Regions from separate parts of the Homo sapiens genome. Here region 1 is linked to region 2. Evidence: read pairs that join two places in POLR2A ChIA-PET (ENCODE). Cell type or tissue: Panc1. All regions are shown on one strand. Links, peaks and the distances in the headings refer to the core of each region. The heading gives the core; the rest is flanking DNA.

The links. ChIA-PET counts read pairs that join two places held together with the same protein. Peaks named below come from ENCODE experiments on the same cell type or tissue, not always from the same donor. Only the 100,000 strongest peaks of a DNase experiment are listed, where the experiment ranks them.
Region 1: POLR2A ChIA-PET joins it to region 2 with 5 read pairs; 4 of 35 experiments call an interaction of 5 or more read pairs at or near these places.

The regions. Positions count from the first base shown.
Region 1 is chr19:54,890,443-54,894,829 of GRCh38, forward strand. FCAR (Fc alpha receptor) reads left to right here. Exons shown (of 5, transcript NM_002000.4): 5 at 1-978. Among named protein-coding and RNA genes, the nearest start is that of NCR1, 14 kb to the right of the region's middle. RefSeq lists enhancers at 2,197-2,947, 2,948-3,700. In Panc1, for the core only: no CTCF peak of the experiment used is centred there; no DNase peak of the experiment used is centred there.
Region 2 is chr19:55,025,198-55,029,584 of GRCh38, forward strand. It overlaps GP6 (glycoprotein VI platelet), which reads right to left. Exons shown (of 8, transcript NM_016363.5): 4 at 2,381-2,665; 5 at 21-74. The region is part of intron 2 of GP6-AS1 (GP6 antisense RNA 1); the gene reads left to right. Among named protein-coding and RNA genes, the nearest start is that of GP6, 11 kb to the right of the region's middle. RefSeq lists an enhancer at 2,420-3,124. In Panc1, for the core only: no CTCF peak of the experiment used is centred there; no DNase peak of the experiment used is centred there; H3K4me3 peaks cover 1,711 bases; H3K27ac peaks cover 1,528 bases.

The DNA of each region.
Region 1 (4,387 bases), core at 202-4,201, 130 kb before region 2:
TTTGAGACAGAGTCTCACTCTGTTGCCCAGGCTGGAGTGCAGTGGCACGATCTCGGCTCACTGCAACCTCTGCCTCCTGGGTTCAAGTGATTCTCCTGCCTCGGCCTCCCAAGTAGCTGGGATTGCAGGCTCCCACCATCACGCCCAGCTACTTTTACAGTATTTTTAGTAGAGACGGGGTTTCATCACATTGGCCAAGCTGGTCTCAAACTTCTGACCTCGTGATCTGCCCGCCTCGGCCTCCCAAAGTGCTGGGATTACAGATGTGAGCCACTGCGCCCAGCCTTCTTTTTATATTTTTAAATGTGTCTTCCCCAAATATAAATGGTTGGTAAGCATGCCAAATATATTCAATAACCCCCCTCCTTTATTTTTTTTTGTTGAAGTGAGGCTCTCCCTATGTTGCCTAAGCTGGTCTTGAACTCCTGGTCTCAAGCAATCCTCCTACCTCAGCCTCCTGCTGTGTTCATCTACAAATTGATAAGAGTGAAAGTCATAATCCTACAGGAGGATTACCCTATTTATTTCACAAACCCTATTTCTACCGGATTTTCATACAAGGAATACAGGCATGTGTTTCACCTCATTAATTTATTTTTTCACTTAGTTTTGATGATATTCACATATATTATCAAGTGTGCAAACATTAAATTCTTGTGTACAAAACTCAAATGGTCTTCCAAATAATTCCCCATTCTTTTTTCTTATAAACTTTCACAGCTTTACCCTTGACAGACTTTACTCAAGGAAATCTAAGTTGGTCATATGTGGCTCTTTCACTGATTGCTATTTACTTCATTGTCCAGTAGCTTATGTATGAAAATATAATTATAAAATGTAAGGGTCCTACTTCCAGTGAAACTGAAGGGACTTAGGCCCACTTTTATCCTTTACTGAGAGCTTATCTCTACTTGATAAAATTTCTACTGTATTCTTGGCTTAACTCAGGTCCTGTGATTAAAAAAAAAATGCAAAGTATTTCTAACTTTCTTTATTGACTGCTTTTCACACTTTATACAAGTTCTGGCCCATATCTTCAGTTTGTTCTGATTTTTTTCACCAGGTGTGGTGGCAGGTGCCTGTAGTCCCAGCTACTCCAGGGGCTGAGGCAGGAGAATGGCGTGAACCTGGGAGGCGGGGCTTGCAATGAGCTGAGATCACGCCACTACACTCCAGCCTGGGCCACAGAGCGAGACTCCGTCTCAAAAGTAAACAAACAAATAAATAATAAATAAATAAATAAAGGGAAAGTGCCACAATTTTGGATGAAGGGGGTTGAGGGACTTTACGTCAGGTCCAGGACTTGGATTACAGAGACACAATGGGGCTAGATTCCCAGAGATGGATAAGATTAAACTCATATAAGTCGTTTTGCTGACAGAAGGACCTTGTTTGGAAAAAGCGTTTTCAGAATAATAAAGTTCCTGAGCTCTTCAGAAAAGTATTTTATTGTCCTGTAACCACAGTAACAAGTAGCCACCAAAACTGATTTTTAACCCATCATCAATGACAACTCATCTCTGTGAAGATGCTCTTTTTTTTTTTTTTTTTTTTTGAGACGGGGTCTTGCTCTGTCACCCAGGCTGGGGAGCAGTGACGTGACCTCGGCTCCCTGCAACCTCTCTTTCCCGGGTTCAGCAATTCTCCTGCCTCAGCCTCCCCAGTAGCTGGGATTATAGGCACCTGCCACCACACGCAGATAATTTTTGTATTTTTAGTACAGACGGGTTTCGCCATGTTGGCCAAGCTGGTCACAAACTTCTGACCTCAGGGTGATCTGCCTGCCTCAGCCTCTCAAAGTGCTGGGATTACAGGAGTGAGCCACAAAGCCCGGCCACTCCATACGTTTTATATTGTTATGTTACCATCAGTCAGGCAGCTCCTTGCTTCTAAAAGTCATCCAATCAGACTCATTTCAGTAAACACCCAAGCATGAGTGACAACCAATCAAAGTAATATCTTCCCAATGACCACACTTTTCCAGATGACGTCAAGCCACAGAAGGCCCTGAAAATCCAACAATCTCTGAAGTATACATTTCCCAGGCTGAGCGCAGTGGCTCACACCTGAAATCCCAGCACTTTGGGAGGCTAAGGCAGGCAGATCACGAGGCCAGGAGTTCGAGACCAGCCTGGCCAACATGGCAAAACCCCGTCTCTACTAAAAATACAAAAATTAGCCAGGTGTGGTGGCACGCACCTGCATTACCAGCTACTGAGGAGGCTGAGGCAGGAGAATGGCTTGAACCCAGGAGGCGGAGGTTGCAGTGAGCCAAGATCGTACCACCGCACTCCAGCCTTGGTGACAGAGCAAGACTCCATCTCAACAACAACAACAAAAATGGTTGAAATAAAACTTCTATGTGTTGAACGATTCCTCTTTTAGGCATAGAGTTTCAGTTTTACAAGATGAAAATATTCTGGAGATCTGTTTCAAAACACCGTGAATACATTTAACACTGCTATACTGTACACTTACAATGGCTAAGATGGTAAATTGTATGTTATGTTTTTACTACAATTTTTTTTTTTTTTTTTCTGAGACAGAGTCTCACTCTTGTTGCCCAGGCTGGAGTGCAATGGTGCGGTCTCGGCTCACCGCAACCTCCGCCTCCTGGGCTCAAGCCATTCTCCTGCCTCAGCCTCCAGAGCAGCTGGGATTACAGGCATGCGCCACCACGCCTGGCTAATTTTATATTTTTAGAAGAGACGGGGTTTCTCCATGTTGGTCAGGCTGGTCTCGAACTCTGGACCTCAGGTGATCCACCCGCCTTGGCCTCCCAAAGTGCTGGGATCACAGGCGTGAGCCACCACGCCTGGCCTACAATTTTTTTTTAACTTTTTTTTCTGAGATGGAGTCTCGCTCTTGTCACCCAAGTTGGAGTGCAGTAGTGTGATCTCGGCTCACTGCAACCTCTGCCTCCCTGGTTCAAGGGATTCTCCTGCCTCAACCTCCCAAGTGTGGGAGATCAGTCAGAGTAGCAGAAGAAATTATAGGAATAGGAAGCAGCAAACCTTCTTGGAAGGCCAGGGAGGTTGGCATAGCTTCAGATAGTTTGGCTGAAAGCAGCCAGATTCTCTTTTCAGGAGCCAAACAGCTTAGGGCGCAGATACAAAGGAATGCGGAGTATTTTATCTAAATAGCTTGCTTAGTCATATGGTCCTAAAATCAACCTTTGATCATTCTCGGGCAAGATGGCCCTCTCCAGGGAGGTGGCGGGGGGCGGTGACCAGGTTAATTACCCACAGGTGTGTTGACTCAAAGCCTTTGTTAATTAAATCTGTGCTAAATAAATGCAAGCGTTGCCAGCTTAGAGGGGCTGCACTCTCTTTGGCTCCTAGTGCCGGCAGCCCCCTGGCCTGCTCTTTCACTGAATATTGGTGTCTGAGGACGTGTCTCATCTGTCGTACAGCTGGGATCTGCAGAACAGATCCCCCCCGCACCCAAGAAGCTGGGATTACAGGCACCCGCCGCCATGCCCAGCTCATTTTTGTATTTTTAGTAGAGACAGGGTTTCACCATGTTGGTCAGGCCGGTCTCGAACTCCCGGCCTCAGGTGATCTGCCCGCCTCAGCCTCCCAAAAGTGCTTGGATTACAGGCATGAGCCACTGCGCCTGGCCTTAGAAAACTTCTTTTTCTTTTTTTTTTTTTTTTTTTTTTGAGACAGAGTTTCACTCTGTCGCTACGCTGGTGTGATCTGGGCTCACTGCAATCTCCGCCTCCCAGGTTCAAGTGATTCCCCTGCCTCAGCCTCCCGAGTAGCTGGAACTACAGGTGCGCACCGCCACGCCCGGCTAATTTCTTGTATTTTCGTGGAGACGGGGTTTCACCATGTTGGCTAGGCTGGTCTGTTTCATGCGCGTCCGTGTGAAGAGACCACCAAACAGGCTCTGTGTGAGCAACAAGGCTGTTTATTTCACCTGGGTGCAGGCAGGCTGAGTCCGACAAGAGAGTCAGCGAAGGGGGATAGGGGTGGGGCCGTTTTATAGGATTTGGGTAGGTAAAGGAAAATTACAGTCAAAGGGGGGTTGTTCTTTGGTGGGCAGGAGTGGGGGGTCACAAGGTGCTCAGTAGGGGAGCTTTTGAGTCAGGATGAACCAGAAGAAGGAATTTCACAAGATAATGTCATCAGTTAAGGCAGGAACAGGCCATTTTCATTTCTTTCGTGGTGGAATGTCATCAGTTAAGGCAGGAACCGGCCATCTGGATGTGTACGTGCAGGTCACAGGGGATATGATGGCTTAGCTTGGGCTCAGAGGCCTGACATTCCTGTCTTCTTATATTAATAAGAAAAATAAAACGAAATAGTGGTAAAGTGTTGGGATGGCGAAAATTTTGGGGGGTGGTATGGAGAGAGAATGGGCGATGTTTCTCAGGGCTGCTTCG
Region 2 (4,387 bases), core at 130-4,129:
ATGGACCCTGCAGAACCTACCTGCTACCGGGGAAGGTGGTTCTGTTGGTAACCGGCTGGGGGTCACAGAGGTTCCTGGGAAATCAGAAAATGAGATAAATCTGTGCTCTGTCGCTGTGGGTCCTGAACAAATAACGAAACATCTCCGTGACTGAGTTTCCTCACCGGAAAAATGAGCCTAAAGTAGCTTACATCACTGGACTGTTGTGGATGTTAATAAGCATTTGAGCTGGGTGCAGTGCCTCATGCCTGTAATCCCAGCACTTTGGGAGGCTGAGGAGGGCAGATCACTTGAGGTCAGGAGTTCAAGCCCAGCCTGGCCAGTATGGTGAAACCCCGTCTCCACTAAAAATACAAAAATTAGCCAGGCGTGGTGGTGTGCACCTGTAATCCCAGCTGCTCGGGAGGCTGAGGCAGGAGAATCACTTGAACCTAGGAGGCAGAGGTTGCAGTGATCTGAGATCGCACCACTGCACTCCAGCCTGGGTGACGCAGTAAGACTCCATCTGAAAAAAAAAGGCTTAGCCAGGCGTGGTGGCTCACACCTGTAATCCCAGCACTTTGAGAGGCCGAGGCAGGCAGATCACCTGAGGTCAAGAGTTCAAGACCAGCCTGGCCAACATGGTGAAACCCTGTCTCTACGAAAAATACAAAAATTAGCTGGGCATGATGGCAGGTGCCTGTAATCCCATCTACTCAGGAGGCTGAGGCAGGAGAATCGCTTAAACCCAGGAGGTGGAGGTTGCAGTGAACTGAGATCACTCCACTGCACTCCAGCCTGGGTGACAAAGTGAGACTCCCCCCAAAAAAAAAAAAAAAAAAAAAAGCAGCAGCATTTGTAAAGCACACCTGGCACATTCTGGGCTATTAACAAGGAAATGCATGCAGCTCCCGTCCACCTTTTTCAACCTCAGTTCTATTTCTTCTGGATTCCTGTGTCCTACCCCTCACTGTGACCCTGGGGGCAAAACAGATTTTTCTACCAAAAACTAAATGATGTATTTTGTTTGATTTAATATGACATTGTTAAATGTACTGATCAGTGGCGTTGGGTATGTTCACATTGTGGTACAATATGTTGACCTCTAGAACTTATTTTTCTTGCAAAACTGAAATTCTGTGCCCATTAAACACTAATTCCTTCTCTCTCCTCTTTCTGGCCCTTAACAACCACCATTGTACTTTGTGTTTCTACAGTGTTGACATTAGATACCTCCTTTGACTAGAATCATACAGTAGTTGTCCTTTTGTGACTGACTTAGCATAATGTCCTCAAGGTATATCCATGTTGTAGTATGTGTCAGAATTTCCTTCTTTTTTAAGGCTGCATAATATTCCATTGCATGTATATAACCACATTATGAGGTATGCTGCTCTTTTTTGAAAGAAACCCCCTTTAAGAATGGTAGTCAAGTCCGACGCGGTGGCTCACGCCTGTAATCCCAGCACTTTGGGAGGCCGAGGCGGGCAGATCATGAGGTCAGTTCAAGACCAGCCTGACCAACATAGTGAAACCCCGTCTCTACTAAAAATACAAAAATTGGCCGGGCATGGTGGCAGGCACCTGTAATTCCAGCTACTCGAGAGGCTGAGGCAGCAGAATCGCTTGAACCCGGAAGGCGGAGGTTGCAGTGAGCTGAGATCGCGCCACTGCACTCCAGCCTGGGTGACAGAGTGAGACTTCGTCAAAAAAAAAAAAAAGAAACCTCCATTCTCCCAGCTGCCTGTAGCCCAGGGCTTCCTGCCCTCCCACTTCCTTCCCACCTCTGGCCCCGCCCCTGCAGCCCAGGGCTTCCTGCCCTCCCACTTCCTTCCCACCTACGGCCCCGCCCCTGCAGCCCAGGGCTTCCTGCCCTCCCACTTCCTTCCCACCTACGGCCCCGCCCCTGCAGCCCAGGGCTTCCTGCCCTCCCACTTCCTTCCCACCTACGGCCCCGCCCCTGCAGCCCAGGGCTTCCTGCCCTCCCACTTCCTTCCCACCTACGGCCCCGCCCCTGCAGCCCAGGGCTTCCTGCCCTCCCACTTCCTTCCCACCTACGGCCCCGCCCCTGCAGCCCAGGGCTTCCTGCCCTCCCACTTCCTTCCCACCTCTGGCGCCGCCCCTGCAGCCCAGGGCTTCCTGCCCTCCCACTTCTTTCCCACCTATGGCCGCGCCCCTACAGCCCAGGGCTTCCTGCCCTCCCACTTCCTTCCCACCTACGGCCCCGCCCCTGCAGCCCAGGGCTTCCTGCCCTCCCACTTCCTTCCCACCTACGGCCCCGCCCCTGCAGCCCAGGGCTTCCTGCCCTCCCACTTCCTTCCCACTTATGGCCCCTCCCTTGGAATGGCCATCAGGACCTATAAAGGCTGAGGAAGAAAGGTTTGGTCTGCACTACCCCTACCTGTGACCACAAGCTCCAGGGGGTCGCTGGGGGCTGACCACAGGTATGGGTCCCTGCTGGAGAAGCTGTAGCATCGGTAGGTTCCGCTGTGGGCGGCGGTCACCGTGATGATGGGAAAACTAGCCCTGTACCATCTCTCGGGATTCTTGTAGGGCGCAGGGTCCCCTTCCTTGTACAGAGCAAATTGGTCAAAGCCATACCGAGTCTGACACTGTAGGGTTACGTCCCCTCCTGACGACACCGCCGGGCCGGGCTGGGCTGAGAGCGAGGGTTTGGCAAAAACTCCTGGGAGAAAAAGAAAGTCTGATGTTGAAGGCAGGAGCCAGCATCTCAGCTGAGACTGGGGAGGTCCCCACACCTGCCTAAGAGCTGGGGAGCTTTTTGGCTGTATCCCTCCCAGAGAGCGCACTCCCCCACCCAAGCTCACAGAGAGGTCGAGTCACCCAGTGGTTGAGGAAGGAGGCTGTGCTCACGTCCTAGTGCTTGGGTGCAAATCCTAGTTCTGCCTTCAGGGGCCTGGTGGCCCTGGAGACAAATCTCCCTCTGTATCTGAGCCTCACTGCCTTGTTCTGTTAAAATGGGGATGACTGAATGAGACAGTACACAGTAATTTGCAGAGTGCCTGTTGCCTAGCAAGCGCTGGAGTAAGTAAATAGCTTAAGCTTATACTGTGCTGTAAGCTTGTATTGCCACATACAATTGTTACGTTGTAAATGTGGCTGACAGTGCTAGCTTCCGGGTGCCTTCCAAACTTATGATGTATATCAGTTCAGTGAATCCTCAGAGACCTATGGAGTCCTCACTCTTAATGTCCCTATTTTATAAATGAAACTAAGGCACATGGCATTAAATAATTTGTCCAACTCTAGGTAACAATACTGCAGTGTACAGCTGAAATTTGCTAAGAGGGTAGATTATAAGTATTCTCACACACAAAAAAGTTAACTGTGTCAGGTGATGTATGTTAATTAGCTTGCTAGTAGTAACTGTCTCACAGTGGATTCGTATATCAAAACATCAACTTGTACACCTTGGATATATTCCATTTTTGTTTTTCAATTATACCTCAACAAAGCTGGACATATTTTAATTTAAAAATAAATAAAAAACTTGTCCAAGATCATAAGTGGCAGAGTTGAAATCTGCACTCACAGAGTTTGATTCCAGGGTCTCCGCTCCTAAACACGAACCTACACTACTCTGATGTGAGGTTGTTGTCATAGACCGGTGTGGTGATGCATGCCTGCACACAGGAGTCAGAAAAACAAAGGTTGAGGCTGGGTGCGGCGGCTCACACCGGTCATCCCAGCACTTTGGGAGGCCAAGGTGGGAGGATCGCTTGAGCCCAGGAAGGCGAGGCTGCAGTGAGCTATGATCACTGTACACTAGCCTGGGTGACAGAGTGAGACCTTGTCTCAAAAAAAGACAGAGAGAGAAAGCAAAAGAAAGGAAGTAAGGAAGATAAAAATATAAGCTGCCTAATAATTATGGCATTCACTCAACAAGAAGAAAAAGAAAGAAAGAGGAAGGAAGGGAGGGAGGGAGGAAGGAAGGAAGGAAATATATAAGCTGCCTGATAACTGTAACATTCACTCAGCAATATTTTCTCTTAATTTTCACTTAAGCAACTATTATGTGTCTGTCTGTATTCTTTTTTTGTTGTTTCATTTGTTTTGTTTTGTTTTGTTTTGTTTTGAGACGGAGTCTCGCTCTGTCACCCAGGCTGGAGTGCAATGGCATATATATATATATATATATATATATATATATATATATATATATATATATATATATATATTTTTTTTTTTTTTTTTTTTTTTTTTTTTTTTGGGAAACAGAATCTCACTCTGTTGCCCAGGCTGGAGTGCAGTGGCATGATCCCAGCTCACTGCAACCTCCACCTCCTGGGTTCAAGCGATTCTCCTGCCTCAGCCTCCCGAGTAGCTGGGACTACAGGCATGCACCACCATGCCCAGTTAATTTTGTATGTTTAGTAGAGACAGGGTT